2 separate regions of the Mus musculus genome follow, and region 2 is linked to region 1. Evidence: chromatin loops called from intact Hi-C (ENCODE). Cell type or tissue: heart. All regions are shown on one strand. Each heading gives the region's core, and the rest is flanking DNA. Links, peaks and the distances in the headings are about the cores only.

Region 1 (16,768 bases), core at 5,054-13,053:
AGGCTCTTGTTGGCATCTGCCATAGTGTCTGGATTTGGTGGTTGTTTCTGGAATGGATCCCAAAGGGGGGCAGTCTCAGGATGGTCATGCCTTCATCTCTGCTCCGAACTTTGTCTCTGTAACTCTTTCCATGGGTATTTTGTTCCCCCTTCTGAGAAGGATTCTGAGCTTCTGGGCTAATTAATATCCACTTATCAGAGTGTGTTCTTTTCTAATTGGGTTACGTCACTCAGGAAGATATCCTCCAGGTCCATCCATTTGTATAAGAACGGCATAAATTCATTGTTTTTAATAGCTATGTAGTACTCCATTGTGTAATTGTACCACGTTTTTTGTATCCATTCCTCTGTTGAGGGACATCTGGGTTCTTTCCAGCTTCTAACTATTATAAATAAAGCTGCTATGAATATAGTGGAGCATGTGTTCTTATTACATATTGAAGCATTTTCTGAGTATATGCCCAGGAGTGGTATTGCTGGATCTTCTGGTAGAAGTATGTCCAATTTTCTGAGGAACCACTAAACTGATTTCCAGAGTGGTTGTACCAGCTTGCATTCCCACCAACAATAGAGGAGTGTTTCTATTTCTCCACATCCTCGCCAGCATCTGCTGTTACCTGAGTTTTCGATCTTAGCCATTATGACTGGTGTGAGGTGGAATCTCAGGGTTGTTTTGATTTGCATTTCCCTGATGATTAAGAATGTTGAACTTTTTTTAGGTGCTTCTCAGCCATTCGGTATACCTCAGGTGAGAATTCTTTGTTAAGCTCTGTACCCCACTTTTTAATAGGGTTGTTTGGTTTTCTGGAGTCCAACTTCTTGAGTTCTTTATATATATATTAGATATTAGCCCCCTATTGGATTTAGGATTGGTAAAGATCCTTTCCCAATCTCTTAGTTGCCTTTTGGTCTTATTGACAGTGTCCTTTGACTCACAGAAGCTTTGAAATTGTATGAGGTACCATTTGTTGATTCTTGATCTTACAGCACAAGCCATTGCTGTTCTGTTCAAGAATTTTTTCCCCGGTGCCCATATCTTTGAGGCTCTTCCCCACTTTCTCCTCTATAAGTTTTGGTGTCTCTGGTTTTATGTGGAGTTCTTTGATCCACTTAGACTTGAGCTTTGTACAAGGAGATAAAAATGGATCAATTTGAATTCTTCTACATGATTACCGCCAGTTGACCCAGCACCATTTGTTGAAGATGCTGTCTTTTTTCCACTGGATGGTTTTAGCTCCTTTGTCAAAGATCAAATGACCATAGGTGTGTGAGTTCGTTTCTGGGTCTTCAATTCTATTCCATTGATCTACCTGTCTGTCACTGTACCAGTACCGTGCAGCTTTTATCCCTATTGCTCTGTAGTAAAGCTTTAGGTCAGGGATGGTGATTCCCCCAGAAGTGCTTTTATTTTTGAGATTAGTTTTTGCTATCCTGGTTTTATTTTTAATTTTTCCAATGAATTTCAGAATTGCTCTTTCTAACTCTATGAAGAACTAAGTTTGAATTTTGATGGGGATTGCATTGAATCTGTGGATTGCTTTTGGCAAGATGGACATTTTTACTATATTAATCCTGCCAATCTATGAGCATGGGAGATCTTTCCATCTTCTGAAGCCCCATAGGAGGAACATCAATATGAACTAACCAGTACCCCCAGAGCTCCTTGGAAATAAACCACCAATCAAAGAAAACACATGGTAGAACTTGTGGCTCTAGCTATATATGTAGCAGAGGATGGCCTAGTTGGTTATCAATGGGAGGAGAGGTCCTAGGTCCTGTGAAGATTCTATTCCCCAGTATAGGGGAATGCCAGGACCAGGAATGGGAGTGGGTGGGTTGGGGAGCAGGGAGAATGAGGGGACAGGGGATTTTCAGAGGGAAAACTAGGACAGAGGATAACATTTGAAATGTAAATAGAGAAAATATCTAATAAAAAAAAAATCCCAAAGATGTTCTTTGTTTACTGCCATGAGGAAATGACCAGACACTAGTTTTTTGTTTTGTTTTGGTTTTGGTTTTGGTTTTTAATCTTCTGGCTCTAAAAGTGACCAATTCTGAGACAATCAAGGAAAGTGTTAGCTTGATTTTCTAACATCCTTGTTATCAAAATCTCAAGATTCTTCTCTACAGTATAGAAGAGAAAGAATACTTGCTTGGCTATGTGACTCCTTGCTTCTTTAATGTGAGCCAACCTTCCTTACTGACGGAGCTGTCCCAACTCCTACCCCTCATCATCCTTCTTCCTCTACACACCCCATACCTCACACACTGGGTATTAGGAGCCTGACCTCACTGTGTCTCCAGGTTAACTCTTACCTTGCTTCTGGCCTTCTCTACCAGATATTCAACCCCCTGTCTAAATAATAACACACTTTTATTGAACCCTCTGCTGTGCACTGTACTGAACACATTACTAGAATTTCTGACTAGCTCTTGGGGTTTTAACTATAGCTTCAGCAAATCCTACATTGGAACCTCAATTTAATTACAAGATTTTTAGGCAAAAAAAATTTCTACATCTCTGATAATTTATAAAAGACAAGTCTTAATAGTATTTGTAAGACACCCTCCAAGGCTATCATTTTTAGAATATGGAGTGGGATACAGACAGCCAATAAATGATATTTTTATTACTCTTATTGTCATTATGCAAATGCCACTGTACTGAAAACATGTTGGCCGGTATTCCTAAACCCTTACTCCTATATTCTTAGTCCAGAATCTGTAATTTCTCTGTGGCCAGTCTAGGTGTCAGGTACCTTCTCATGGTCCTTGGACCCTGGGATTCTGCCTGCCACTCCTTGCATTGTGTTTTCTTGGAATTCTCTATCTCAAGGATTGCCCAGTTGTTCCTCTCAAACCACATGGCTTATGAAATTCTGCTTGATCTTTTCAACTTCTTTAAATTTAAACTGTAATTGCTCTTCCCATCTACAAAACATCAGATACAGCCCTGATGATTCCAGACAAGTTGCTTGCACATAGTTTATCAGTTAATTTATACACCAGTCTCGAATGGTATAAGCTCTTGTCCAGCTTCAACATGTAAAGTTTCTCTGTTGCCCCAGGGCAGCTTCTTAGATTCTCATCATCCCTCATAAGCTGGAGCACATATAAAATTTTCCTCATTGTGTGGCATGGCCAGGCCTAACTGGACAAAGGCTGGGAAATAGAATCTTTAATGGAGCAGCCATGAACTCCACTATATTACCATTATGATAGAAAAGAAGAATGAAACTTAAAGGCAACCAGAAATTATCCCAAATAGTACTTCCATTTTATAATGTTATCAGGAATTTTGGGGAGTCCCAGAAGAGTTAAAACACATTATTGGGAAAATGAGGGACCCTTCTTTGGGTCCCTAATTTCATTAATAATGGACTTTACAAAAAAATTCAAAAGAAAGTTCTAAGACAATTTCATTAGAATTTAAAAGGAAAACCCCATTGGCAGACAGTGATAAATCTCTGCAGCTGCCTAGAGAAGAAAGATGGAAAAGAGAAAGAAAAAAAGGTCCAGCTATTTGAGTTAAGCCAACATGGAGTTTGGCCACATGGCAGACAAATAGCTGAATGATGGGTGGAAAGCATTAGCAAAAGGATGGAAAAGTCCAAACATGGAGGCTCTGGACAGCACATAAGACAAAAAGACAGAAGAGAAGAAGGTAAATTTACACCTTTCTGTGTCAGGATTCAGGAAGGAAGCAACTTCACTGAGGGTGCAGATTTCCCAATACAAACATTAAGGGATAATTATTCATCCCAGGTGGACCTGCTTTCCTGAGGAGTGGCCCCTTTGCCATGTGACTGACTGGTTCAGATCCAACTCCATTAACTTTAAGGAGGAAAACAGTAATATGTCTTCTCCCAGAGGTGAATTCCATTCTTAATTGTAACATTATGAGGGTACTATAGTAAGAAAAGTAAAGTCCTACAGCAAGCAAATAGAGGAGCTAGGCATTAAAGCCAAGTTCAGCCAGAGGCGGGACCATCTGTAAGTGTTCCACATAAACTTCCACATTTGCTGTTCACCACTGAAGGAAATCAGGATAAGAACTCAAAGAGAATAGGATTTTGGAGGCAGCCGTTGATGCAAAGGCCACAGAGGGGTGCTGCTTACTTGCTTGCTCCCTATGTGTTGCTCAGTCTGCTTTCTTAGAGAACTCACGATCATCAGCCCTGAGACAGAACCACCCAACATGAGATGGGTCCTCTCCTACTGATCACCAATGGAGAAAATGTCTTATACCTGGACTTCATGGAGGCATTTCCTCAACTGAGACCTGTTCCTCTCTGATGACTCTCGCTTGTGCCAACTTGACACACAAGACTAGCCAGTACAGCTATATACCAAGAAGAGAACTTGCTGAATTATGTGGTAACATTGCTTCCTTTCTTTCTTTTCTTAAGGAACTTTTTCACAAGAGGGTGTGGTTTGGTTTTCCAAGGCAGCCCTGGCTTACCTCAAAATCACTTGTGATTCTCTCTGCCTTGGCCTTTTGGGTGCTGGGATTAGAGGCATGATTGATGTTCCTGGCTGTGCCAAAATATCTTTTAATACAAACTGGCCAATGATCCCTAAGAAAGATTGTCTAATTACCTACAGACATTCTACTCAGTAAAAGTTTCACTCAACTGGAAGATTATGTGTTTTCAACTTAATTTTAATACCCAAAATGATTTTTAATTTATTTTTCCATTATTTCATTGTTATGATGATTATTATTTGAAGTACTGGTGATTGAATTCAGGATCCTGAACACACAAGCCTTACTTCATTATTGAACAGGAAGATAAAAATACATTAAATACTTACTCTGGGGAAGATTATATGATGAATAGAAATTGAACATAAAAATTACATGCTGAGCGTTTGGTTCTGCTCCTTTTATGCATTGGTCGCCACTACGTTTCCTAGAAATGATAGGAATGGTTCACGAGGTTCACTACACTATGATCAAAGTTGAAACTAAGAACATCTCAAGCTGCCATAGACGATAATGCCTAATTAACAACTATGCTCTACAGTGGCAGCATTTACAGCAGATGCGCTTTACCTCGTCTGTGCTCCCCATCTCGTCTCCTGATGCTTTTCTGGATTACTCTAGGTTTTGTCTTCCTGAGTGTTTCTAGAAACTGTGTACATAATTAAAACAATTCACCCGGATTATGAAAAACCTGAGTATTTCTTGCATGTTAACCCAGACAGCAAGGGGCTATGAAGGTCTGGGTTTGATCTCATCCTCTCTCTGCCAATTTAGCATGGCTGAGTACAGGCACGGTTGAAAGTCAAAGACCCAGTGAAAGTGGAAAGCAAACACTGTAGAAATGAGAATGCGTTTGAACTGAATCCTTAACTGTGAGGGTGATTTAAAAACCTTTGGTTCCTTAATGATGTGAGTTTTTAAACTTCAGTATTTCATCATGGGCATTGTTACCCCAGGATTCAAACATATGTCCAAGGGAAGTTTCCCCAGAAAGAAAGACTAAACACTGAAGAGGAGCCCAAGCTGATGTTAGGTTACCATTGAGAGTTAAACAGCACAGCATTTCACGGCTGTTATTCTTGTTTCATTATATACAAAGCTAATAGATTCTGAGGTCAGCAAAAGGGTTTGGTTTTTTTTTTTTTATTTTATATTTTTAAACAGATGCAGGATATCTGCTGTGACATAGCATATTCTACATGTGACAGGGAAGTTGTGCCCACCCATAAAATGTCAACAGCGTGGCTGCCTAAACAAGGCTCAATAATGACAATACCAAGTGACATGCCCACATGAGTGTGAGAAATCTCACATGGTCTTACTCATAGATGAAGTGTTAAAATGAATGACTATTGAGAGAGGAAGAACCAATCTTTTCCAGGAAAGAGCTCCCAAACAACTGGTGCAACCCAAGTGGTCTACACACATATAACATATGAGTGTAACATATAACATATGAGTGAAACTAAGCTAACTCAGCAGATTATACTTATAATGTATGTGGATATATGAAAATAATCATCAAAAATTCAGAAGCCGTGTATTTGAGAAGGAAATGAGAGTAGTACATGGGAGAAGTTGTAGGGAGAACAAGACAGGGGAAATAATGCCAATATAATACTTATATATGAAATCACAGTAAATAAATATCTTATTATTTTTATATATATGTGTGTCTGTGTATGGGTCTGTACGTGTCAGTAAAGGTGCCTAAGGAAGTCAGAGAATGATGTTGGAGCCTCTGGAACTGGAGTTACATGAAGCTGTGAGATGCCCAGCCTGGGTTCTGGAAACTGAACTGGGGTCCTCTATAAGAGTAAGAGATGAGCATCTCTCCAGCCACTATTTAATTTATTTTTAAACTTCGACGTTATTCGTTATTCAACTTGCAGCAGCATACAAATAACATACAATATACATCAAGACAACAATATACAGTTAGACCCAACATGCTAGAGTGTTTCACAGTTGTCTATGGTCGCACTTTACTGAGGGGAGGGGTGTTTAAATATAAATAAATGGTTTACATATTAATTTGCGATTTCATGATTCCCTTAATGATAATGAAAGCTTATGGTCATTCTCCTTTCCTGCGATCTTTTTAAGGTGTAAAATGCCACAGAAGAAAGAGTCCGCATGTGAAATCTGAATGCTGCTCGGTGGGTTTAATGTGGGCGGTAGAGAACTTTATCATTTCCCTAAAGGAAAAAAACTGAAGTCCGTTTTTAACATGAACCTTGTGCATAATTTCATCCCTGGGAGAGTGGACTGCTAAAATACAGAACATAATAAGTAATGGACTCTTAGGCCTCTCCGTAACAACCATTGCCAGGCACACTTTTATACGGCTTCATGGTTACCGTGTGAGCAATGAACAGTGGTAGCCAGCCCTGAAATCACGCCAGAAGCCTCCCTCGACCCATCTATTCATTATATCATCCCAGTGTGAGCCCCACTCATGGGAACAATATTCAAGTCTCCCAGGACGCAAAGGCAAGACTTACTCATGGGAGGGCATTCTGCTCTTCCTAACTTCCACATTTATTCTCCCCCTCTCTTAGTTTGAGACCCTATGTTTATTCTAGGATTTACCTAGCTAAATTTTTCTCAATATCTGCCCCTTACTAACCCCCTTATCAAGGGCTTCTCCTACTGTAGCATTGCTTAAAAAGAGAAGTAATCGAGGAAAGAAAGAGAAGGGAACTGTGTAACTTTCCTTCTTTCTTTCCTTCTGACTTAAATAAAAGTATTTTCTGCCTTCCAATCAAAGCTCCCTAAGAAGATATGGTACCATGGTTGATATAAACTAAACTGCAGTTTAGTCCTGGCCTAGAACTTGAAGAGCCTTCTCTAAGTCTGTTTCCTTGTCTGTAATCAGAGAAAAACTGCCTGCAGACTGGCTTCGCAGATAAAGGTGATTTGCCCATCTGAATTCCATCCCAGAACCCATATAGTGAAAGAAATTCCGAGGAAAACCGTTTTCACCTACACACAATACAATGTAACAACCTTTAAACAAGTAAAACTCTATTTTTAAACGTTAAGCAGAAACAGGTTGGTTTCCAAGTGTAACAGAACTGCCTTCATAAGCCATTGATTCTTAGCTCTAAACCTGTCTTCCTTAGAAATGACTGCTCTAAGTTCTTCCTCTTCCTCGGATTTCAGATTAAAATGAAATGGGAGTTCAATGCAGACAGGTAAGACTTTGTATGGTGACAGCGGCTCCTAAGACCATGATTTGCAGACTAGTGCATATTGACTGAGCTTGGTTCAGTGATGCCAAGTAGTAGGGCTGCTTCATGTGGTCTAGTACAGCACTCAAGTTTTAAATGCAGCAAGCAGGTCCAGGAAAACGAAAAAAAAAAACCAAAACAAAACAATCAACAAAAGAGAGAAAGCCAGAATTCCCTGTGTTAATCATAGGGATACAAAACGCAGCATGACATCAAATTGGCAGTGCTTGTCTTGGAGGACACAGGAAAAAAAAATTACTCAAGGAGTCTGTAATTGAGACCTGGGCAAAATCCAGTAGCTTACTTTCTCCTTGGGGATTTCACATCAGCTGAGCCAAAGAGAAATGGGATAATTAGGATGTAGACTGGGTGGGCTCTTAACTCAGCCTCTGAGAGCAGTTTAGCTGCAAACTTCAGGCTTGCTCCTGAGTAGGGCCTCCAGCTGGTGGGAGTTCAGCCTGGACTTAAAATCCTCCCTGTCAGAGCAGAAACCTAATGGGCGGGGTTTCAGAGCTGGCGCGGGCTCACAGGGAGTGGTTTTAAATCTGAGTGGGAGTGACTTAGGGTCAGTGGGCGGGGAAAAGGCTAGTGGACATGCAAAGTGGGAGGATCGGAGGGAGGGGACGGCGGCAGGGTGAGGCGATGATGCGGTGGGGGTGGGGGTGGAAGAGAGAGACAACTTCCCAAAGGGAGGGGAAGCCGACCTAGCTCAAGTCAAGTTCCCAGGGGGAGAAGGCGGCGCACAGCGCGGAATGAAGGAAGCCCCGGAGCTGGTTAAGTAGCTGTGGACCTGGTAGGAAAGGTGAGGACTTAGGCCTGGAACTCAGGGCTTGTCCTGCAAGCAGCCACGTGGAGCGGCACCCTGGGAAAGGGGAAGCGGCCCTGCCACCTTTCTCTGGAGGTCCCGGAGTTGCAAAGACCATGGGGCCTGGCTTCAGGAGCCTTGGAGAACTGACTTGGGCTCAGAGGGCGCTGACCTTCCCCCAACCTCAGGTCTCCCAAAGTCTGATTTGAAAGCTCGAGGCCCTGAGCAGGTCCCGTGCTGTACTTGCTCGGTTCTGTCTGACTGCTGAACTCTAGGGACCTGTTGCAGTAGCTTTGCTCTCCCTACATGGGCTGAAATGGAAGGTGGAGGCATCTGTTCCCTGCTCCGGTTTCTTTAACAAACTTCAACAGCAGAATCCACTTTCTCCTGGATTGTTTACCTTCTTGTAGCTGTATTGCAACACTTAAATGTGACTCCTTAGATATCTGAGCAAAGTTTATACGCCCTGATTCTGAGTGGTGGCTGTAAAGATGCCTTAGATATAGTGATACCTGCCAGGGCAGACATCTTCAAATCTCCTCCGACATGGAGTGACTAACAAGCGTTTACTTTTTGTACTCAAGGATACTGCTTTCGTTGCGACAAAGAAAGAATGAGTGGTCCCGGGGACTAGACAACCACTTGGACCATTCCATTTTAGTTTACATAGACAGAAGGGATGGATGGATGTCCAACAGTATCCTTGAGGCCTGGTGCCATTCTATAAATAATGAATTCACGCCAAAAAAAAAAAAAAAAGAAAGAAAAGAAAAAGGAAAGGGAAGAAGAGAGGAGACAAGGAGGGAGAGGGGGAAAGAGAGAGAGAAAGAGAGAGAATCGCAGTGCGCACCGAAAAGAAAAAGATCAGACTATTTCTGACTATCAATCAGTCAGATGACAATTTTCAAAAGGATAATTTGAACACCAGATTCTGCTAGTGTGTCTTTATGAAATTATGATTTTATTTATGGAGGCTGGATGTTACTTTAAAATTATCAAAGTAACTGAAACATAGTATATGTAGTTTTGGAGTCAAAGAGGAAACAGATTTTATTTCTGTTCCTGGTTCCTGAATCCTAGGGATGTCCAAGTACTTATTTTTTGAAATTTACCTAAACTCTAAAGTCTAATTAATTACACAGCCTTGCCAGATAGCTTCATGGTATGGATGAGCAAAATCCTATACAGAATGTTCAAGCAATACAGCTGGAAGGTGTTAGGAGGAGTGGTTTTTGTTTTGTTTTGTTTTGTTTTTCCTGACTCCAAAGCCTGTCCTCTTATCTCTTAGACTATCTCCACCTTGAATATTATTGGCAGGTCCTCCCTCCAATGTATATATCATGAATTGGGCTACAATATAAGAATCATCTCTGGCTTGGTACACCAATGCCAGCTACTCAGGAGGCTAAGGAGGGAGAATTTCAAGTCCCAAGCCAGATTGGGCTACAGAGTAAGACCCTGTGCTGTACTGGCCTAGCATGCATAAAGCCCAGTGTGCAACCCCAACAATAAAAGAATAAAATAATCTTATTTTAAAGAGAAAGGAAATGGCTGCTGATTGGAAGAACTTGGACCTATGAGGCCTCTCTCTGGTTCCAGTTCTGTAGTCACAGAGCTCTGTACACATTGCTTATCTTTCCTAGGTACATAGACGTTCATTGATCTCCAAGTTGTTACTCAACCTAATACTCTATGGATTTATGAAAATAAGATACTGCTTTTAGTTAATGGTGTTTTGGTCACATCTGGTGTTGAAATTACAAGGTGGCCAGAAAGGGTTACTTTATTCAATCAATAAATATGTATTCTGTGCCTGAGTGCTCCTGGGGATTGTAATGAGAGCAAGAGAAATAAAGGCAGCAGACTCTTGAGTTTATATTCTGTTTGGGAGTGAAGGAGCCACCAAATAAATGTACATATTAATATCAGATTAAATTAGTGTGCAGCTCCAACCTGTAAGTCAGGGGCTGTGATGGGTAAGAGCAGAGTGTGCGCTTTAGGTTTGGTGATGGAATGGTCTCACCAATTCAGATTCAGATGTAGGAAGATCAGAAGGACTTAGAGATGTCCCTTTTACTGGGACCGACTAGGGCAGGAAAAGCATGAGCAAATCTGAGGGATTCTAGGAACTTCTGGAAGGTTTCAGCGTCTGACTCAAAATGAAGTTGGAGATTCGAGTGGGAGCAGGTTAGGTAGGGATTTGTGCCATTCGGAAAGGACTGTATATTTCAGTGTTCATCATGGCACAGAGGAGTGACATGAAGGTGGGTATGTTGAAGAAAAAGCAGAAGCTGAGGGTGGCTCAGGTGATGTCAGTGGTGGTGGAGGTGAAGTGTCACATGATTGCTAGAGCATCGCCATGTTTACTTTAACCCCACTGTGCCCTCTTGTGAGTTGGCATTCGCTGTCTTCCCGATGACCTCCTTCTCCCCCCCCCCATATTGCTAACTCCCCCACCGCACACTGCATCTATAACCTTGTTATTTATTTATTCCCTCTTATAAGAACGTCTTGTTTTGAGGACTGTAGTAGGCATGAGAGAGATGGGATCTCTCTATGTAGACCCTGATGTTTGATACTTTACTATGGAGCCCAAGCTGGCCGAAGGCTCAAGTCTCCTTGTGTTTTCTGTGACCTGGGACTATTTTCTCCTGACTGATGTTGTGTCATATGTAAATGAGGCTCTTAAGGATTTACTGAATGAGCGCATCTGTTGAGTAGTTTAGATCTTGATTCCATTGAACTTACTGTTGAGTGTGGTTGGGAAAGAAAATGGGGAAAATCAAAGATTAGTCTTAGTTTGCCACTTCAAAAACCATGATATTCAGGCTAATAATGATTAAAAAGATGGACCAATAGGGGAAAAGATAGAAGACATGTGGTTCATAGTAAGACCTGTAATGTGTAGGTTTCATTTTTTTCTGTCTCTTTGACCAAATACCAGACAAGAAGCAAGTAAAAGAAAGATTTTGCAGGAAATATTACAAATCGCGACAAGTTCCCACACTAGGTAGAGCTACTTTCTGCTCCAGCTGGGTGATCTCAACTTGGCGGTCTCTCTGGACCAGAGCTCCTGAGCCGATGCCGCCAGCCCCACACAATGACTGTCCACCCTACAGTCAGCCATAACAACACCCATTTACCTGGTAGAATGAAAACTCTTAAAGCTTATAATTAACTCTTAAAGTGTATAATTAACCAATCAGATTTATGTATCAATAAATTCTCAATTACAGGATGCCAATACAATAATTTCAGAACCAATTAATGATGATAAAAGCTTTATCCAAATTATTCTAATCTTAATGATATCATAACTACCTGTGACTGATTAAAGCCACACTGGCTCACATCCACCTCTATCTTGGCCTTCTTTTCTCTCCAAAGACACTCTCTGACTCTGCAACTCTTAACTCTGTTTCCCTTTTCCCTGTCCAATCACAGGCCTCCTGCTGCCCTAATATAGTTGGACAGGAAAAATCCTGCTGCAGGAGGAGGCTTTTCTTTTTCCTTTCTGGCTCATAGTTTGAGGGTACAGTTCATTGAGACAGAGAAGGCATGGCAATAGAAACATGTGATAACTGGTTATGTTGTGGTCACAGTCAGGAAGTAGAGAGATGAATGTTGCTGCTCAACTGGCTTTTCCCTTTCTTCCTTTTATTCAGTCTACGACCCTAGCCAGTGAAAATCTGCTTGCCTGCACTCAGGGAAGGCTCCCCCATCAGTTTCTCTTCTCTGGAAACACCCTCACAGAGCAAGATTAAGATGAAAGAGATTCATTGAGCCACATGTTACTCTCTGGGAATTGCTTAGTTTTATTGTTGAGGCACCCTGGAAAAAGCAACTGAAGGAAAGCTGGGTTCCTTTTGGCTCAGAGTTTAGGATACTTCATATCACAGTGAGGAAGGCAGGGCAGAAAGATCCCAGGTTGTGTTGCAACTATGGTCAGCATGCAGAACACGGATCATGGATGCTGGTGCTCAGTCAGCATCTTAGCCAAAGAAATGATAGCACTTCTAGGAGGGGTCATCAAAAGAATCCCAGACAGGCATGGCCCACAACTAATCGAATCAAACTAATTCCTCACAAATGTGCCTGGAGCCTTGTCTTCTAAGCAGTCCTAGGTTCTTATCAAGTTGACAACTTGTGCTGTCACATAGCATTAGATATATGAAGTGGCTTGCAAATACACTTTTGTTGTCTTTGACCTCTGGGGTTGAAGAATGTGTTCCTGCACCCTCACCCAGAGAGCCTTGCCTTTAAGACTGCAGGAGGTCCGAGCCCCATGCATCCAGGAATTTCTGTACCCAATTTACCAGATACCCAGAGAGCCTCATGGAAGGTGCTGTACAAGACTTTTCTTGTGACAGTTGTTCATTTCAGCGTTGGGAGAATAATGGGTGCACTGGATCCCACAGTTCCCTAGTCACCTTTATGATTGTAAACAAAGGGAGAATGAACAACATTTAGGTGCTTAGTTATATTCTTCAAACATAACCAGGTTGAAGTAAAAATACATACAGACTCAATACCTAGTAAGGGTAGAAATCAAGGCTCCCATTTTTATTTAAACACACACACACACATATATATATATACACATATATACATATATACACACACATATATATATACACACACACAACACACATTATTTATTTAGCATGCTGCCACATTTTCCAATAGGGAGTAATAATCATGGATGAATTGTGAAGAGCAAGTCCTTCCCAAATGTAGTTACCAGTTGATGCATTTCCAAAACTGATTCGTCACCAAAGGACATTTGAAATGAATCATGTGTACTCACCGTTGACTAATATTATTTTTCCAATGCAGTTTAAACGACATTTAAAATATGATTTCCTGACTACCTTTACTTGGATATGAGAGTATCCGATCTGGGCTTTGCTCCTTGAATCCTGTAGGCATTGTGCTCTCTTTGACTGGAACTTAAACCAAAGTGAAGCAAGAACAGTTTGCTTTGGGCAGAGCCTGGCTGCATTCTGAGGGTTGCCAGCTATAAATCCATCCTCCCTAGGGGTCAAAAATCAACACTCCCCCTTCTTGTATTCAAACGAGTGATAAGATGGTGATAAATCGCTTGGACGTGAGTGCCCCCGAGCACTGTTTTGATGAATTATGTTGTTCAGGGAATGACCAAAGATTCTCTATTGTCAGTCTGTGATATCCAGTATTGACAATATTCATAAACAGCCTTCTGCCAACTTTGATCTCAGCTTTGCATATTAAATTCTCTGTTACAGGCCATGGCTCTTGGTTCTTAAGCAACTCTTTATTTATTTATTTATTTATTTACTTATTTATTTATTTATTTATTTTACTGAGTTCATGTAGATAATCAGCCTTTTGTTTCTTCTGCTCCCTCCTCATTAAGATGGTGTGAGGTGAGCTTAGTTCTATACAGTAAACACTGTCCTACTTCACAGAAACTGTTAAAATAATAATTATTAATCTTTTTCACTAAATCTGCAGTAGTAACAGTTTATCCTACAGTGGCTTAATTGGGTAATTATTTAGTGTTTGAAAAGCATTTTGAACAGAACATTGGTAAATATTGTTGTTAATTTAATGCTCTTTTGTGTATTTAAACCATGCCTCCACAAAATCTTCAATATTATTGAGAATCAACTAAAATTTCTATCCTGATGTTGCTTACTATTAACTCTGTATACAAACTATATATGTACTGACCTTTAAAACATTCTAAGTATTTTCCTGAACTCTTAAATCTATTTCTCACTCACGCCATCACACTGCTAGCATCTCCTTTTTTTTAGTAGCTTACACATCTGGGAAGTTAAATGCTTTCAGTCTTATCTCTAATAGCCTATAGTCCTCACCCCAGTTCTGTCCAGTTCCCATCATACCATTGATACTTACATTATGTGATAGCTGTTTAACTTTCTACTTAGCTTCCTGGTTTATTTTGTCTAAGGCCATGCCTTCAACTCCCACCTGATGCCATCAAAATCTGTCACATTGTGTTCCATTGAATGACACAGTCTGGCCTGCCTTTCCTACAACATCAACACTCCATTTATAGAACTCTAGACATCCAGGAGTAGCTAAAGGGCTTTTCTGTAGTTTAGATTAGATGGCCCCCAGTATTGGACTACATTTGTTTGTTCACTCTCCCATAACAAAATACCACAAACTGGGTGGCTTAAAAAACAGAACTGGATTTTCTCACAATCAAGTGACTGGAAGTTCAAGCTCCACTCAGATGGATTGTCTTCTCCTGGGGCCCTTCTCTTTGGCTGGCAGACTTCTTCCTGTGTCTGTGCATCGCCCCCTCCCCCCTGCATGTCTGTGTTCTGATATCTTCTTATGAAAACACCCAGTCCTGTTGGGTTAGTGCTACCTTGGCAACATTGTTCAGCAAAGTTCCTCTGAAAGACCCTTTCAACAAGTACTCTTGTTCTGAGGCACTGCAGGTCAGAAATTCAAATGCGTGGATACTGGGGGACAGGGTAATTCCAGTGTACTATGGTTTGCAAGCTGCTAAGTGATGAATGCAAATCTCTGGAGTGTACTTTATTCAGGAACTTCTCTTGAATGTTATTTGAAAGGAAACTTTATGCTTGTGACTTAACATTGAAGTAATTAGATAAAAATGAAGCAATATCACTCAGTGAATTAGGCAGAATTTATTAGACAGTCTCTCTCTCTCTACATATATATATAGTATACTATATATAGTCAACTTTATGCCTTAGCAACGGTTATTTATTTATTTATTTATTTATTTTTTAGTAATTTGCAAGCATTTTTTATCCAAGTTTTTTCTCTAAATCAAATGTTCTCCTGGGCACATAGTAAATTCTAAGCTAGGTTGGGCCTAAGTAAGTAAAAAGAAAACAAAAGGAGAGAAAAAGAAAGGGATGATATGTGTAGCCCTCAGTGATACAAGATATGACACTTACGAGCCTGAATGAGATGAAGTTTACATGCATAAGTCAAATAATTCTTACATAAGAACAATGGCTTTAGTTCTGTGATTGTCAATTTTCATTTTTAACCATATTGAACCTGGGATCACCTAGTAGGCATACAAGCATTTTTTTTACTGAGGGAATTTCTGAAGAAGCTTAAGTGCAGAAGACTCACCCTGAATGTGGGCAGCACCATCTCCTGGCCTGGGGTCACAGACTGAATAAAAAGAGGTAAAGGCAAACACAGAAGTGGATGCTCACAGTCATCTATAGCATGGAACACAGGGCCCCCAATGGAGGAGCTAGAGAAAGTACCCAAGGAGCTGAAGGGGTCTGCAACCCTATAAGTGGAACAATAATATGAACTAACCAGTACCCCCAGAGCTCAAATCTCTAGCTGCATATGTAGCAGAAGATGGCCTACTTGGCTATCATTGGGAAGAGAGGCCCCTTGGTCAAACAAACTTTATATGCCTCAGTAGAGGGGAACGCCAGAGCCAAGAAGTGGGAGTGGGTGGATAGGGGAGAAGGGCGGGGGAAGGGTATAGTGAACTTTCAGGATAACATTTGAAATGTAAATGAAGAAAATATCTTTAAAAAAAAGAGGGAGAGAGAGAGAGAAAGGAGAAAGTAAGCTGAGCACCAGCATTCATCACTCTCTGCTTCCTGATTGTGCCACGATGCCACCAGCTGCCTCACGATTCTCCTGGCATGCTTTCTCCACTATGAAGGGATGCACTCTCAAACCATGAGCCAGAATAGTTTCTTCCCTTTTTTTATTGCTTCTGGTCAGGTCACAACAATGAAGAGTGTGTAACCAGTACACATTAACAGCTGCTCCACCTAGAAAGCACTGCTGGAACCCTTATGTAAGGAGGCTCTGATAATGCCTTTCATAGCTAAATGTGATGTCCATGACTTCCACAACTCAGTACTCTTCTGCTATCTTTTCAGAGTCTTGGGATGCGGTTTCTTGAATTCAGTCTTTGACTTAGCAGCCTGTTCATTCACCACCATCTCAACCATTGAGCTTTCTGCCCAGGGCTGTCTAGAAACTACTCTCTGCTGTAGGAAGAGCAGTCTTAGAGGTTGACATTAGGCAAGAGTGTGTTCCTCAGAGGGGCGATTTTTCTGAGGCCCAGTCCGCTTCTGTCGTTTGCAGTGTATTCCAAGGTCTTCGAGGGAAACTCCCACTGGACCTCACTGGTCTCCTGTTTCTCATGCCTGATGTAGGGTTCCATTGATTTCTATGCTGCTTTGAACTTGATTTATTAGCACTCAGTCAAGCACGT
Region 2 (16,768 bases), core at 4,683-12,682, 310 kb after region 1:
TTACCTTGGAGGCCTGTCTATTTTATTTTCTGGCTAGACTCAGCAATTCAACAAGTATTCTCCAAAGTATCCAGAAAGTTACACACGGATCCCTGGGAGACTTGAAAGGTCCTGTCAGCTTGTCTTTGAGGGACAACATTTTATGAGTCTAAGGTTATCAGGGCCAGCATGGTGTTACACACCTGTAATAGAGTACTCAGCAGGCTAAGGCAGGAGGGAGGAGAGCAAGTTTAAGAACTACAAAGTGAGCTCCAGCCCACTAATAGCACGCTTCCATGGGCAGGAAGCCTCATACTGCCCCCCTTCTCTCTACCTCCCTTTAAAAATCATGGACAGAAATCAGTAACTAGTGCCATTCCCGAGGAAGGGCACGACTCCTTAGAGGACATTCAATCACCACATGAGATATATTTTTAAGATTTATTTTATGTATATGGTATTTTATCTGCGTGTATGTCTAGGCATCAAATGCATACTTAGTATCTGTACAGGCCAGAGGGGGGGTGCTTCAGTTACCCTAAAACTGGTGTTACAGTTGTGACCTGCCATGTGGGTGCTGAGAATCCAACCTGGGTCCTCTGGAAGAGAGGCCAATGCTCTTAACCTCTGAGCCATCTCTCCAGGCCCTCACCATTTTATGTTTACAACAGGCAGAAGCTACACAGCCAAGCAGTGACTCTGAAGAGGAGTTTTATTCAACCGGTTGGCAAGAAGCAAGTGGTTCCAGCAAAAGGAAAAGTAAGGCTGTCCACTCTTGCAGAACTCTGTTCTGTGATGGAAAATTCGTAATTCGGTGGCTGATAATGTATCTTAAAACATTTTGGGAGTTTATCCATACAGTAAAAATACTTCTGTGGAGCAGGGCTGCCCAGTGGGTAACCTCTATTTATATGGATGTTTAAAACTAGTTAAATCAAACTGGGAAAAAATATGGTTATGATTAAGATGTCAAATGCTGTCACAGACTCAGGTTTTGAGCACTTGGTTCCTGGCTAATGGCACTGTTCAGGGAGCCTGTGGAGTGTTGAGAAGGTGTGGTCTTGTTGAAAAGGAGCAAGCCTTGAAGATGGTTGCCCCTGGTTCCAACCCTGCTGTCTCTGCTTCCCGGTTCAGAGCCATGTGATGTTATGCCACATGTTTCTGTCATCACGGCTGAGTCATTCCACCATGCCTTCCCATCCAACTAGGGCAGACTGGAAGCCACTGAAACCACATGCCAAAAGAAACTCAGTGTTTGGTCATATTGGTCAGACTTGAAAAGCTGGACAAGCAGCCCATGTGACCCATGGCTTCTACACTCCTCATGTCACCTCTATAGAGCATTCTATTGGCTAGTGCTGCTCTAAGGTTGTGGGCTCTAAGACACTGAGTACAAATCTCCTAGCAATATATTCACAGACAAAGCGACCTACATTTATCTCAGTGGTGTGGGGACAGACTCGGGAGCCTGCATTTCTCATGGTTCCATGGAATGCTGAATTGGGAAATATTGCAAACTCTTGGTGATATCAAGATCATTTCTTCAATGCTGATGCCCACATCACATAATTAGAGTGAGAGTTTTTATATAAGCAACCTTATCCAAATCAAAAGTGAGCCCGAGGGATGAGGAAAAGCAGAAAAAGGAAAAACAAAACAACAACAACAAAGCCTTTGGGACCAATCCACCCAACCTGAATGCTACCTTGACAACATTTCCAGTCAAGGCCTGCTTTCTCAACAGAGATTTTCCTGATGAAAACAGTAGGGTGGGTAGGAGAGACAGCATACAAAGTCACTGAATTATGTCACCCAGGAACAAATTCATCATGAGCAAGTGTGGTCCAGTTGAAACAGGTCAGGTGTTGTAGGGCAACACAGGGCTGCACTACATACAGCATGTTGGGTAGTTGAGCACATATCATGCAGACTCCCTTGGGCAGGTACCACCATTCCAGAGACTTTCTGACAGAAAGCATTTGGGCTCCCAAAACTAAGAAACAAAACTCTGAAGAATGACAGGCTCTGGGAACAGCAGGCATCAAGCAAAACATAAGGATGGGAGCTCTGCCTAGGTGCAGCCCACGGAGGGGTCAGGAAGCCATGGATTGGTCTTTAGAACCATATGGTTAGTATTGACAGTGGTTCTCCTGTAGTTCCAGAAGGGCAGTTAATAGATGGTGTGCTGTGTTAACACCCACGCTGCCAGGAAGTCAGGAGCAGCACAGAACGTGGGTTTTCATGAGAAGCAAGGGCATAAAATCCGGAGATGACCTTCCCCACAGCCCCACCACCAAACTTCAGTGTTGTGCGAGTTATACTCCGATAACTTTTACAGAAGAACCAAGAGCTGTTTTGAGCTCCAGTGACTGCTGAGCTGAGAAACAAAACCCAACACTCATATGTTTCAAAGAAGCAGATTCGTGGTTCAGTTTTAACTTCCTTTATGGGATGCCACCGATAGAATGCAAATTCCCACAAGGACAAGAAGAGGGAAACCTGGAGCAGGCACCTCACAGGGCCGAGTGCCTGCCTTACAACAAAGAGCTTTGGGGGTACACATGTCTGCTGAGGTAGGAGGCTGAACACTGTCCCCTCCTGTCCATTTCCAGGGACACAAAGATACCACCTAACCCAGATCCAAAAGCCCCCAACAATATCACCCTGGAGAGGTCAAAACAGATGAAAACAAACAGCACTGTTTCAAACACCCTAGCGCATTAAAGGTGTGTTGGAGGGGCAGCAACATGCTTTGAGGAGTAAAGCATTTGCACAGAAATCTAAGACGCTGAGTCTGATCTTCCCAGAACCCACATAAAGATAGGAGAGAGCCAACTCCACAAAGCTCTCCTCTGACCTCCATGCACATCATAGCAAGTGTATCCCAACACACACATACAGAGACTTACAGACACACACATACACACACACACACATATATATATATAGATAGATATACAAAGACACACATACACACACACACACACAAGCACACACCATGCACACATACATCCAGACACACACACACGCACACGCATCACGCACACACACAGAGACACACACAGATACATACACAAGTGTTGCCATACAACACCCGACCTGTCTCTACTGGACCACATTTGCTCATGATGAATTTGTTCCTGGTTGAAGTAATTCAGTGACTTTGTATGTTGTTTGTCCTACCCACCCTACCACACACAGATACTCACATACATAGATGCACACAGACATGCACACACAGACACACACACAGAGATCCATACACACAGACACATACACAGATATACACAAACATAGACACACACAGATGTGTATATACATATGCACCACGTGCACAAACAGATATACACAAATATACACACAGATATACTCAGAGACACACACAGACATGCACACAGAGACACACAGACACACACATACACATGCAGAGAGACACACACAGACACATACCATGAACACACAATAACCAATAAAAATGTAAACGTAAGTATTCTGGATGCTGCAATAAAGAATGTAAATGTGGTGTTATTTCGTTACACTCTAGGCTTTTACAGCCTTTCTTTGAAAGAGTAAAGAGTAGTGAAGAGTACTAAGTTAGCTCGTTCCTACAAGGAAGATAAAGAAATGCTACCAACAACAGGATAATACGTGAAAATAAGCAAGGCTTCTCAGGATATATAACAGGAGCGATCTAACCATTCTAGAAAAGACGGACAGGTAGCATTTTCTGCAGCCTGAATGACGCCAACACTACAGAGTCTGTGTGGAATTGCTGGTGAAAGTCAAGTCACAGAGCCAGCCGTCAATCCTTACCCAACACAACTAGAGACCAGCCCCATATTCCGACCAGATGCAGTGTCCAGACTCCTTACATATGTGCTGTTCCTACAGCAAACCAGGAATCCTACCTAGCCTTAGGTGCCATTTCAATGACTCCATGTAAAAAAGAGATCTTAACTCTCACATGATTCTGGAAATTTTATATGCAAATAAAAAAGGTCATTTGTACTTAGGGTGATTAATTACCTTTGCTTTCTGGCCAAAAACACACGGTGAATAATGAAGTGATTATATATTACTGTTCGAGTTTGAAGTTTGAACTAATCATGTTGTGCTTCACAGATTTTATGGGATTTTCTCCAAAGCAGCTATTAAAGCAGTGAATTACGGTAGTTATAGGTTATTTAAAAACATAAAGTTTATGAAACACTGAAGCAAGTTTTCTTTTAACAGGTTTTAGATGGCCCTCAAGGTAAAAGTAAAAATTCGCCAATTATCTAAGCCCCTACCTTAATAAAGGCCACCATCTCCCCAAATATTATTAGACATACAGGTAACTAAAGTAATTCTACCTGTGGCTAATCAACAAGTATTTGCTGAGCATGAGTGCCCAAGGGCACACATGTTTCATGGGCCTCCTTAGGATTCTGCAGCTTAAATAGTTTTATGAACCACAAAACCACAAAAACAAAACAAAACAAAAAAAAAAAAATCCTGAGTTAACCACTGCACAGACACACAACTGTGGTGTCACCCTCTTACCAACTACAAAGCGAACAATCAGTTATATAAAAATTAGAAGGAAATTGTAACAAACAAGCAATAAAGTGGGTTTGTAATATGAAGCCAAACAGGCAAAAATGTACGTCCCTGAGCTACAAAAAGGGCATGCACAACCACACGCAACTCCTAAAGATATGACGGGTGTGAACTGCCTCCCTTCTGAGCAGACACAATTTGACTGGCACCTAGAGTCTGCATTAGCTTAGCAGAAAAGAAATATGTTCCTAATCACACGTGGTGTGGTTTTGGTTCCCCACTAACTCAGTCACACATCAGCAGCTAGCTTTGCCTGGGGAGCTGGTTGGGACCATCACATCCAAAGGAGGAGAAACGGCTCTGGAAGCCGGGGAGAGGAAGTGACGTCCAGTGAAACGGAAGATCAGGACAGACATCCTGCTTCAAAAAATACCTCGAAAGTTTAGAAAGACGAAGAGAAACAAGAGACAAAAATTAAAAAGACACACATCCTCCATCAACAGAGGAAGCAAGCTTGGGGCGTAAACAACCTGCTCAGCCTCTTTGATGTGTATGCTTTATTATATGTAATACACTATAATAGTATAGTTAATATAATGTAGTATATGAACACATGTATGTTCAGGTGTGATTATGAACAATAAGCGGCAGATAACACTTAATTAAGTCCAACCGTCAGCACTTGCTCAGAGCACCGTTTGCCCACATTTCTGCCTTTCTTTACAACTGAGAATGACCACGGAGAGGCCGCATGGGGTGCTCTGCCTATCAGACCATGTGCTTAGAGGCTGAGGAAAGGGGTCATTCCGTGAACAGGGAAGAGAGGGGAGGTGACGAAGATGGCCAGAGACAGAACAAGACACACAAACCACCCTCCAACCTTGGCAAGTCTGCCTGGTCTAACGGAAACAAAGATCAGAGCCACAGAAGTGTTCGGTCCATTAAGCACTGGGTTTCCCTTGCCTGGAACAGTTAAAGTGCACACATAAATCACTTAAAGAAGTAGCCAGGGGAGATGGCAGTGCAGAGGCTCAGGGTGCAGAAGATCAGAACCTCTGACTCTGATTATTTAACCACGTTAAGTGTAATTCCTCCACTTAACAGAGGGTACAGTTTGATGAATGCTATCTCTCGCCTTGCTTAATTCTCAGTTAACTCCACATGTGGGGTGCTGTCCCCCACAGCCTGATGAGCTGTGGGGAGCCTTCTGTTTTACACACCACATGGTCGTGGTTTATTTTGAAGGGGAAGAGGGCCTCACAGAAACAAGGGGAGTTCATCTAAGCTTTCTGACGGACGGCATAGGAGCTATGACTTCAGAGATGAAAGTGGTAACATAAAGAGAAGAAGGAACATAGAGGTGAGGAGAAAGGATACTGAAAATAAAAATTATGAAAAAAAATCAAACAAAAGACAGTTCAGACTGAATAGAAAATCAAAATTCTGTCAACAGTTAATTAATCACACCAGGACAAGTCTGTCCTACTGGACTGAGTAACAGAGAAAGCGAAAGTGGTCACAAGAATTTTATTACTTAAAAATTAATATATATGTATATATGTATAGGCACATTCCACTCAAGACTAGGGGTGGGCTCTAAGATTACAAATGCAATCTTATTTTTAAATGTAAATTCAAGCTAATAAATCAGGTGGCGCCTACTGGCACTTTTTATACCTGCTTCTCATTCATTTAGAAAATCATCTTTTGAACGCTCTGGAAAACTTTCTTCAAGAACCAGCGTCAAGTCTATCTGCTCTGCAAATACACCACTGCTGCCTTCACTCAGTCCCGCGGTTTCCAAACCTGAGATGTGCGGGCTTAAAGAACTGATGTACGGGCAGAGCAGGACCCAAAGCCAGTGACATCACAGGAGAGCAGGACCCAAAGCCAGTGACATCACGGGCACCATGTGTGCTTCTGAAGCGACTATGCTCAGTTTTGCTTTAATTCTTAAAACAACGACAAAGCTCAATAATTTAAGAATAATTAAAATACATACACCTGTATATTGCACATCCTAGACTATGTACACACACTTCCTTTGTTCTTTCTGTCTCTCTCTGTCTCTCTGTCTCTGTCTGTCTGTCTGTCTGTCTCTCTCTCTCTCTCTCTCTCTCTCTCTCTCTCTCTCTCTCTCGTGTGTGTGTGTGTGTGTGTGTGTGTTTTCTGTTGTGCTCAATTTAACCTTGGCTGGCTCGTTATGGTGCTACATCATCAGAGAACACTGTATGCATGCATCATCAGAGAACACTGTATGCATGTTCTATTTTGCTATTAAGTCACTTCTGTTTGACAGGCGTTGACCTCTTCAAGATCAGCCCCTAGGATGGAAACAGGACAGTAATTTGGAAGGTAGCAGGCTTATCTACCCCACATGACTGTCCTCACAGCCTGTCATATCACTCAAGCCGTGGTGATTGATGCCCTCCCATTTAAAACTATATCATGGAGGATTAACATGTTGCATTTCAGAGAGCTTCCTCCTTAGCATAGAACAGGTCCCAAGAAAAAGGATACTAAAGTAGGCACATTTTAGGTGGTGGAACTGGCAACCAAGGGACCAAAAGAAACATGGGCTTTCAGGTGAGGGTGAGATGTCACGAGAGCCAGCAGCAAGCAGACAGCAAAGACCATGGTCTGTCAGCTGAGGGTGAGGTCCGTGGGAGCCAATCTCCTTTGACTGTACCCAGGCCTGTGGACCAGCCTGGGCCTGGATCACTCTCACATGTGATGACCTCACATGCCTGCTTATTAAAGCCAAAAATAACAGCACGCAGCCAACTGCAGGCAATTTTTCAAGGTAACCTGACGACAGGGACCAACAGGGAGATATTGTTTAATTAATAGCTGTCAGGCTCAAAAATACTGTGTGCATACTTTTTCAACTCCAATCTCTCAAACGATGGCACAGTAACAAGCTGATAAATGTGCACTAATTAAAAAAATAAGCTATTGATCAAAGCTTCTGTGTTATAAATACATTTGTGCTCTGTTAAGATGCAAACAGCAAGTTGTTTTGATACTGTCACGAGACAGATTCATGGCACAGGAGATTTATTTTGCATATCCCCCCTCCTCTTTAACTTCACCCAGGCCCAGGAGCAGGAGTCTTTTGCATGCAGGATGACAGATAAGATATGAAAGGGGGGAGGACAGCAGACCCAGGAGCAGCAAGGTCTTGGGAGAACGCTGAAGGTCACTTTTATAAATTGAGACGGTTAATATTTCTCACTCATCCCAACAATCTACTATGGCTATGAGAAAGGTTTTCAATTTATCTCATTTGCAAAGCCGGCTCCATTCTCTGCTTTACAGCTGGACCTGGACATTTCAAGTTGCTGTATTTTTTTTCTTTCTAATCTTTAGTCTGCCCAGTTCACTTACAATGAGACTCCTGGTACATATCCTCTTCATCTACATAAAATTTACGAGCATTGTCTTAACTTTCTATGTCCTCAGAATACCACCCTTGGCTAAAAACAAACAAACAAACAAGAGTTGAAATTGCTAAAGAAAATACCCCAACATTTTCTTGTTCACTAATTTCCTATCTAAGCTATCACTAATGTGAAATCGCTTTTTTGAAACTCAGATTCGGCTCATAGTTCTTGGGTTTACTGCCTAACCATTTCCAATATATTAAATGACAAGATAAAGCCCACAGCTAAGACCCAAAACTACAGCTATAGGTGGCAATATCTCAGGAAAAGCCCACATGACAGTTAAAAGTTCAAAGTACCCAATCAGGTGATTTCACATTTAGTGCCACACACTTAGGGAACACTGAGACAGAGGGTTGCCCAGTGACTGCGAAGACAAGAGATGCAATCTGTGTTTACTGCTCAAACTGATGGGAGCTCCATGCTTGGCCTGCAGAGGCCACACATGAGAGATGCTGTTGGTTTATTTAAGCTGTCTGCAGTGTTCTCCGATGGATGTTTATACAGAAGCACTTTCCAAAATTAAGGATTTCCGTGTTGAAAGGAATGCCTAGAGACGTTTCTTTTCTCATGTTGGAGGTGACCCATCTCATAGCACGCAGCATTCTTCCTTACACAATGCCACGTATTAGTACAAACGTCAGTCTGAATGTGAACAAATGAATATTTCCCAATTCTAATGGCTATTTGTAAATTAACACCTCATCACAGACGTGTGTGTTGAACGTCCTGCTATGGAAAATTTTCAAAAACACCCAATACAGAACAGTGCTGAAAGCAATACATTTCCTTCTGTTTAGACATACTGGGGAAAGAAGAATTGTTCCTAACTCAAGAAAGCATTTTTCAAGGGGGGGAAATGGTGTGTGGCACTGAATATATATTTCAGTTTTAACAACCACACAAAAAAACAAACACCTCTTTTGATAAAGATCTATTGTAAATGTGACAAAACCTCACTATGTAAATGGCACCAGCAACATGCCCTGTGGTACAAAGCCAAGCCAGAGAGCTGCCAGAAACATTTCTTCTGACAAAACAAACTTGTATTTCAATCTTAGGTACCAGACCTGGGGGGGGTACCCAAATCTAATGTGTGTCTCAACAGTGACCTCTAGTGGCCAAGCCCTAAAATGACTGTCTCCCAAGGAAATAAGGCTAAAGTTTCTGAAAACTTGGGACCAAATTAAAGAGCCAGCTTAGGACTCAGAGCTAGCCCTCACAAAGAATGGCGTTTTGAAGGTCATGGCAAAGTCACTCAGGGACTGTGGTAAACACTTGTCTCTCTTCTTACTGCATCTGTCCCAGCAGGTAGGTTCTTTGCTAGGCCTCCCAAACTGCGGGGGACTTCACCACCTGACTGATGCTCTTCTCCACTGGTATTACTTCATTAGTGCCTATTTCATATGCAACAGGCTTTGAGTACTTCTGTGGGATACAAAAGGAGAAGATGGTATTTCCAACCTCAATGAGTAATTTGGGGACACATACATACGGGGGTGGGGGTGGGGGTTGAGAGAATGCTAATCTGACTTAAAAAAAGAACAGCCCAAGCCCCAGCCCCATGTCCATCACACGCAGGAAGCTAAAATGGAGCTCAAGCAGGCAGGAGCCCAGGAAGCGGCTGAGGAACAAGGGTCCCTGGAGTGGTTTCCAGCCAGCTTCCCCTAGTTACAAGTACTGCAGAGCATCATAGCACCACTACCACACAGCACCCCTCAACCACAGAGCAAACCCACGACTGCACAGATGAAGCAGATGTCAGGCTCCGGGACACAATGCACTGTTTCTCTGGGGCACTAAGATCTAGTGTGCTGGGAATAAGGACATGGTGAGAAAGGCAGAAGACGGTGGCAGATTCTACACCAGCTAATCCCCGAGAGGCCTACTGATCCAAGGGTCCCCCTCTCAGCCCTAGCCCGCCGTTTCCTCTCAGGCTTCCCTTATCCAGTGTCTGCTTCCTTTGAGCAATCTTGAGTTTACCCAGGTAAACTAGACACAGAAATGATTCTTGTTAAGAAAAAAGAAGAAAGGAAAAAAAAAAAAAAGGTTAACATTCAGTTGGAGCAGCCCAGTGCTATCCTAGCAAGCACGAAGACCTGGCTTACCCCCAGAACTATAGAAATAAATAAATGAGTACACAGAAGAAACAGAGCACGTTGTTCCTCCTCGCCACCTCCTTAAACACACCACAGGCTGGAGCATGGCTGAGAAAGTTACTGCCGGCATTACGACTTTACCAGACTCCATCAACATTTCATTTAAATGCTTTACATGTGATGAAAACGAATCACCAACAATTATATCTGGGACCTTAGGTTTTTAATTTCCGTCGTTTCATAGTTACAGAAGACCTGACGAATCTCTGCATACAGACCAAGGCATGCAGCTCATGGTGGCAAAATGCTTGCCCCATATGCACAAAGCTCTGGGTTCCAGCCCCAGCATTGCAAATAAATAAATAAATAAATAAATAAATCTTTAGAAGGATGTCAAAATCAGATCTACATAAAGCAAGAATGGCCTAAGGTAAAATAAAACATTAGAAATAAAATTCTAGAGATGAGGAGAAGGATTAGTGGGTAAAGCGCTGGCTGCAGAAGCTGAAGACCTGAGTCCAGATCCCGGCATCCACATGAAGACAGGATGGACGGAGGCTTATGCATCTGTAATCCCAGCCTGAGCGAGAGGTAGAGACACGCGGATCCCAACCAGCCAGGCTAGGCAAATACGCGGGCTCCAGGTTCAGTGAGGAACCCTGGTGCACAAAGAAAACCAGAGAACATGTGAGGAACACCTGGCTTGGACCTCTGGTGTCTAAGCATTCATGTATTCACACACATGAACACAGAAACACAGTGCATGAACATACAATACACATACATTCTGCACACAAAGATACTGGACCTTGGGATGATGAAGATACCTTAGAGCATTCATAACTACATTTGTATTCTATTACCCCACGTGGATCTTTAGAGGTCAAAACCTCTAATAGAAAAAGGACTGTTAACCCAGTGCCCCAGTGAGCAGATGTTAACTCAGAAGCAAACGGTGTGGCCCCAAACAAGGTCCCAGACTGAGTAAGCTAGTCGTTCCTTCCATCATCAGGCGAGCGGAAATGTCAGAGTGGTGTCATTGGCACTGTGCTGGAAAAACACAAATACTTTAGCAAGAGAAAAGTAAGCAGTGCTGAGGGGTTTATCTTTTGAGCCTTTTGAGCGGTTTTAATGTAGCCTTGTCAGCCAGTCCCTATTAAACAACAGAAAGTGAAAGACACTCATTAGAATAAAAAGTGACAGGGGGTGGGCTCAGCCATGAACACATAATGCATATTTATACCGCTGTCAAATGGACATATTTACTATAAACACTTGAAAAACCGCAGCTAAGTCATCGTTTAAATGGCAGAAAAATAGTAAAAGATGCTAATTTGACCTTAGTGGAACAGATCGAGTGTCAACGGCACTACAGGATGGCTTGAAATAGAACCCACCAAGACAATTAATTAACGTTTCCTGGATTAGGTCAAGAGTATCTCAAACGCGAGGAGACGGAGCAAACAGGGAGAGAAGACAAAGGTTGGGTCCCTTCACAATCAATCTGTTTAACAGGAAGCACAGTTTACCACATTTACCCCTCTCTTATGTATCTCAGATCTTATAGCTTGGAGATTCCTAAGGCTTCGGTCTGTGCAGATACGGTAAAGGACTCAAACAACAGCTACTGGGATGCTTTTGAGAAGACTAGATCAAGGGATGGTCTATAAAAATGCACCACAGCCGACAGTCTTGCATAAGCAATAGTGAACACAGAAGACCCGCCAATCAGCTAATGTTTTCATAAGCTGCTAACGTGGAGTGTCGGGAATTCCTGCTCAAAGCCCTAAAGAATTCTGAGATCACGTGGTGGTGCACCTTTCAAAACAAATTGCCAAGCTCCTCTGACCTGGAATTGTGGCTACCAAGGGCAGTAAGAACAAGTGCTATAACAACGAGACATGTGCATTACACAAAGTGTACGTGTGACACAGAGGTCTCATTTTCAGCCTCTGTGGTCACCGCCACTTAAACATGACAATGATGGTACTTGGCCTGTCCTCACCAATGTGCACTTTGCCTAAAAATGACTTCATCAGCCTTTTTGCAGCACACGAGGGGCCCTCCTTCACTGCCATTCTTAATTCTCAGTAATCAACAGCTCGGTGACATAGCCTCCAGCTCTGTCTAACGCACACGCACACATAAATCCACAACACAAATCCCTCACCGTGACATTCCGCTCAACTTCACTAGACTCGGAAAGCCCCCTAACAAATGCTTGCCACATGATTAGGAAATCACTCAAGTCTACAGGAAATGTGGCACGTGGGAAGAGGTGACAGTCAATTAGGGATGAGAAAGGAGAGTGGGGCCCTGTCATTAAAATCTTTAAAGCTTTACCACCAAGAAGAAAATGGCCCATCAGTCACTCGAGATATTCCTTTTAAACAGATATCAATTCTACGACCCTGGAACCACTCCAAACCAGCACTGATGCCCAGGAGAATCCTACAGAAGGGACCCAGGAACCAGTCTCCAAACAGGAGAAAAATATATTCAATTTATACAATCTTGTGAGTTTTTCTCCATCTATAAAGCAGGGACAAAAAGCACATTCAACATCGAAATCTTCCCCACTGGAGGAAGAAATATGGATGAGAACAAAGACTTTTATTCTAAAATAGTTTTATTTTGTTGCTGAGACTTGGGGCTGGGGGAGACCCTTGGCTGGACTTGAACGTGTGGGCTAAAGATACCGTCTTGCCTCAGCCTCCTGAGTAGCTGGGATACAGTTATATACTGCCACACTCGGCTCAATATTTCCCTCATGAAAAGCTAAACACTGGCCAGACATTTCCTATTACCACAGCACTTACATGTCTATCAAAAAATAGAACTACCAGCAGGCACAGGACGTGGAAGAATTCTTGAAGGAGAGTAGGGGAACATACACATCTTAGTAGTGCGACTAAATAAACTTCACTTTTTCCCTGAAATGGTAAGTTATCATTACTTTCTCTAATGGAAATAACATAATCAGAAGGAATGTAACCGAAGAGAAATTTGACTCACTTGTTAGCTTGTTGTGGCTGAGCACCAGTTGTGTGATGTGGGCTAGAGAGACTGGAAAAGAAAGAAACAAACAAGCAGTTAGGAATGTTTACAATCACACTTCCTTCTCTTCTGGGTAGGCTGCAACATTATTTGCAAAGGTTGAGGCAATGCCTCTCAAAACCCAAGCTAGAACTGTCTGCTGAGTGTTAAACCAGATGAAGAAGGCATGCCATCGATCATGCAATTAGCACGGCAAGTTGAAGCTAATGAGATCCATGTCACAGGATCAAACATTACAAGGACCACTTAGCTTCACATGACCACCTGGGTCAGCTGGCCTAACTTGGACCATCCATCTCAATAGGGTGTATCTCAGAAGAACTGTCCGAGACTGCAGAGAGAAACTGGAAGCCTTGCCTATGCTGAATGAGACCTTCATATCAAACTGGTGTCAGTAGACCAGCAGTGGGTAGCCCCACCCCCATCATCCTTCCCAGAATTCCTCTACGCATTGTTGCAGGATCGGAGGTAAACCCTGTCCAGATTGCCTCTAAATGTAGTTTAGTTGACATATCCAAGTATTGATTTGGAATGTCTACTGCTTGCCAGTTTTCAGTCTTCTGATGGAGAGTCTATCTGTTTCCCCTATGGCTACAATAGTTCCCTAAGTATAAAGGAGTAAAATGAGCTGAGCATAACAGTTGCAAACAGTGAGGGGAAGGGGGAAAATTAGCTTGCCATGTTCCACTTCAGGTTGTAAAACTTTGCAGGGCACTCAGAAGTCTAAACGTATATTTATATAAGAAGCCGGTTCATATCTTCTTCCAATGCTCTGTCTCTAAGCACATTCTTTTAATGCTGTAGAAATTTTTGTTTAAAGGGATAATAAGAACAGATCCCAGCAGGCTGAAAAGACAGAGAGTACACGCCGCCCCTAAGCATAACCTCTGCTGTGATGTCCAATGGCCTGTTTTCATGTCAAACATAATTATGGAAAAGTTCAAAATACAAAGGCAAACCATCCTAGTGTGGTTCACCAACATCAAGTTGACACCTTATAAGCTTCAGGGAATACCAGGGTGAAGAGAGGTCCTACATGACCATCAAAACCATATCATGGCCAAATGTAATCTGAGCCCCCGTCCAATAAATACCCCATTTCTTTACAAGAAAGGATCCAACTTCAAATCTACATGTCAAGTCCTGCTAGCCCTTTAATTTCAGAGTATCTCTTGTCCTTGAATTCTACTGTCTTGATCCTGATAAATTGCTGGGCAGATGATTTTGGACTGTGTCTTTGCTATGATTCAGATGAGCACCTCTCAAGTCCACATCTGCCTCCTGCTCCCAAAGGTCCATGTATAACCGGCCTTGTTTCCAGGGCAGCACTATCAGGGTCTGTTCTGGACCTTCATGAGGTCAAAGGGAGTGAGTACAACTAGGGAGCTATGGACCTGGCCTCCCCATTACCTCCCCTATCTCCCTCTTTGGTTCCTGGCATTGGGATGGGCATTTACTCTAACACATGTTTCCGCCCTAATGTACAACCTGCACAAGAGAGCCAGAGTGATGTATCTGCACAGTCTTGAACTTGAGTCTCCAGAACTGTGAGCTAAAAGAAATTTGCCTTGATTTTGTAAGTATTGATCGCCAGGTAACACTGTAGTTACAGTCTCTCTGCCCGGACCTTCCTGTTCGCTGACCCTCATCCGTGTGGCTATGCTTCTGTGACAGGAGCATGGAGCTAGCATGCTCACGCTGCATCCTACCCCACAGCCTGGGTGATAATGTAGACACGAGGGGTCCAACGGTGAGCACACAGTGCGGCTGTCTGCGCAGTCCTTCGTAACTAGTAAGCACAAGAGGGGCTGGGAGGAGTACCGAGGTCCTGCCTCAGCCAGGAGGGTCCTGAGAAAGGCGAGAATGGGAACCATACTGATTCAGTAATAACTCAGACTCAGTGGTAGATGCAAGCTGCTGGTTCAGGTACTCTCTGTACCCTGACGATTCTCAGTCTTCTTTATTCTTCAACTCAGCTTAAGCCTAATAGCTTAATTCTTCAGCTTAATTCCTCTCCCCTCTCATGCTATTGCCTTCGCCCTCTCATAGAGCCTGGACCCAGGCTTTTATTTACTAAAGCTATATCATCAAGGTTTTAATCACTGTTAATAATTATCAAAAATTCTTAAATGTACATAGACGCTGGGAGTTCTGGATCAATACTCCCAGCCCCCGTTTCTTTAGAACAGAACTAAGCACAAGGCAAAAGCACACCTCCTTATAGGTTTATACAGCCTGTTCTTCATAGGTAGCTGGCCACAGCTCTTCCATTTTTCTGGTCCAGCAGACAGCAGTCTTTAGTAACTATGCTCATATAAAAACAGAAAGATAACAGACTACTAAAATTAAAATGATTCCTTACACAGTTTTGAATTTATTTAAGTAATACAGTAAAACAGTTAGTTCTCTCTAGTTCTCTCTTTCCAGGCACTGTTATCTTCAATTCTTCAATCAGCTTGAGAAATAGAATACTAACTTTGTATATGCTTCTAAATCATTTTTTAATTCTACAATCTTCATTTCTGTATCCTAGCAATTCCATAGCCTCTGACACTATTTATTCCTAAATCATATATAAAGTCCTATATTTTCCATCCATACCCTTTTTTCCTGAGACCACTCTAACTCTCTGTCCTTGATATCTCTAAATTCATCCTGGCTAATCAATGCAGCAGTCATTGGGCCGGAGGGTACATGTGCTTTCTCATGATTCCAAAATCAAGGCCATGTCTGGCAATGAACCATTTCCAAAAAATGCCATATAGGCTTTTATGGCCCTTATGATTATACTGTCTAGATCCCATGACCCTGAAGGCTAAGTGGAAGGCCTGTTCCATATCTTCCACAGCCTCATTCCTGAAACTGCATCTCTTTCATTTACTATGGCATGATTAGCTCTGAGTAATGGGAGAAGTGTATTTCCCAGAAAGAAAGTTTGAAAGTAGAATAGGAAAGGCAGCAGATCAACTTTGGGGCAAGAGCAACCACCAGCACCCATGGGGGTCATGAGATCAATGGCCTGGTGATGTTGCAGGGGCAGGAACTGTGTTGCACCTCCCCTTACGCAGCCATGCCAGACCGGCAGGGGAGGAAGGACATGTGAAAGCATACCGACGCTCTGGTCCTCGCCCAAGTGTAAACTTGGTTGTTTTTCAGTTCCCAACTGAGGCAATTTCCCTCTCACAAGACAGTCTGCTAATGACTGCAGGCAACGTCTGTTCTATCAACCATGACCAGGAGAAAAATCCAAAACTTTCTATGCGATTTACACTATGTATTTATTAGACAGCAATGGTCTAACTCACTGAAAATGTCACCTGGAACCTCAGGGTACAGATCTATAGCTCCAGAGTTAAGGTTGTCCATGACCAGTCGAACATAGAAGGGTACTGAACTTGCTTCCCTGGAACTAAAACCTGGAACTAAAACTCCTTTCTTGCATACCTTTGATGGTTTACAACATGTAAACAGATATGTCCTATACAACTAACAAGTCTCCCTGGATACCTGCCCTGGGTCAGCACTAACTGAAAATTCTGCGCTTGTTTATGCTTGCTTCCTCTTGCTGCGTCAAAGAGCTTATGCCTTTATTAAGGCCTAATGGAAAACAGGCTCTGGCAACAGGATATACACATTTCTGTGACAATAAGA

The links. Peaks named below come from ENCODE experiments on the same cell type or tissue, not always from the same donor. Only the 100,000 strongest peaks of a DNase experiment are listed, where the experiment ranks them.
Region 2: it touches region 1 in a loop (4-fold over the local background); 4 of 42 quality-filtered maps call a loop at or near these places.

What each region holds. Positions count from the first base shown.
Region 1 is chr2:12,915,679-12,932,446 of GRCm38, forward strand. Pter (phosphotriesterase related) reads left to right here and starts at 8,363. Exons shown (of 6, transcript NM_001305437.1): 1 at 8,363-8,520. In heart, for the core only: no CTCF peak of the experiment used is centred there; a DNase peak (open chromatin) is centred at 8,253; H3K4me3 peaks cover 1,256 bases; H3K27ac peaks cover 1,532 bases.
Region 2 is chr2:13,228,670-13,245,437 of GRCm38, forward strand. It overlaps Rsu1 (Ras suppressor protein 1), which reads right to left. Exons shown (of 9, transcript NM_009105.4): 3 at 13,076-13,126. Among named protein-coding and RNA genes, the nearest start is that of Rsu1, 34 kb to the right of the region's middle. In heart, for the core only: a CTCF peak has its summit at 9,082 (motif pointing left); DNase peaks (open chromatin) are centred at 7,222 and 9,052.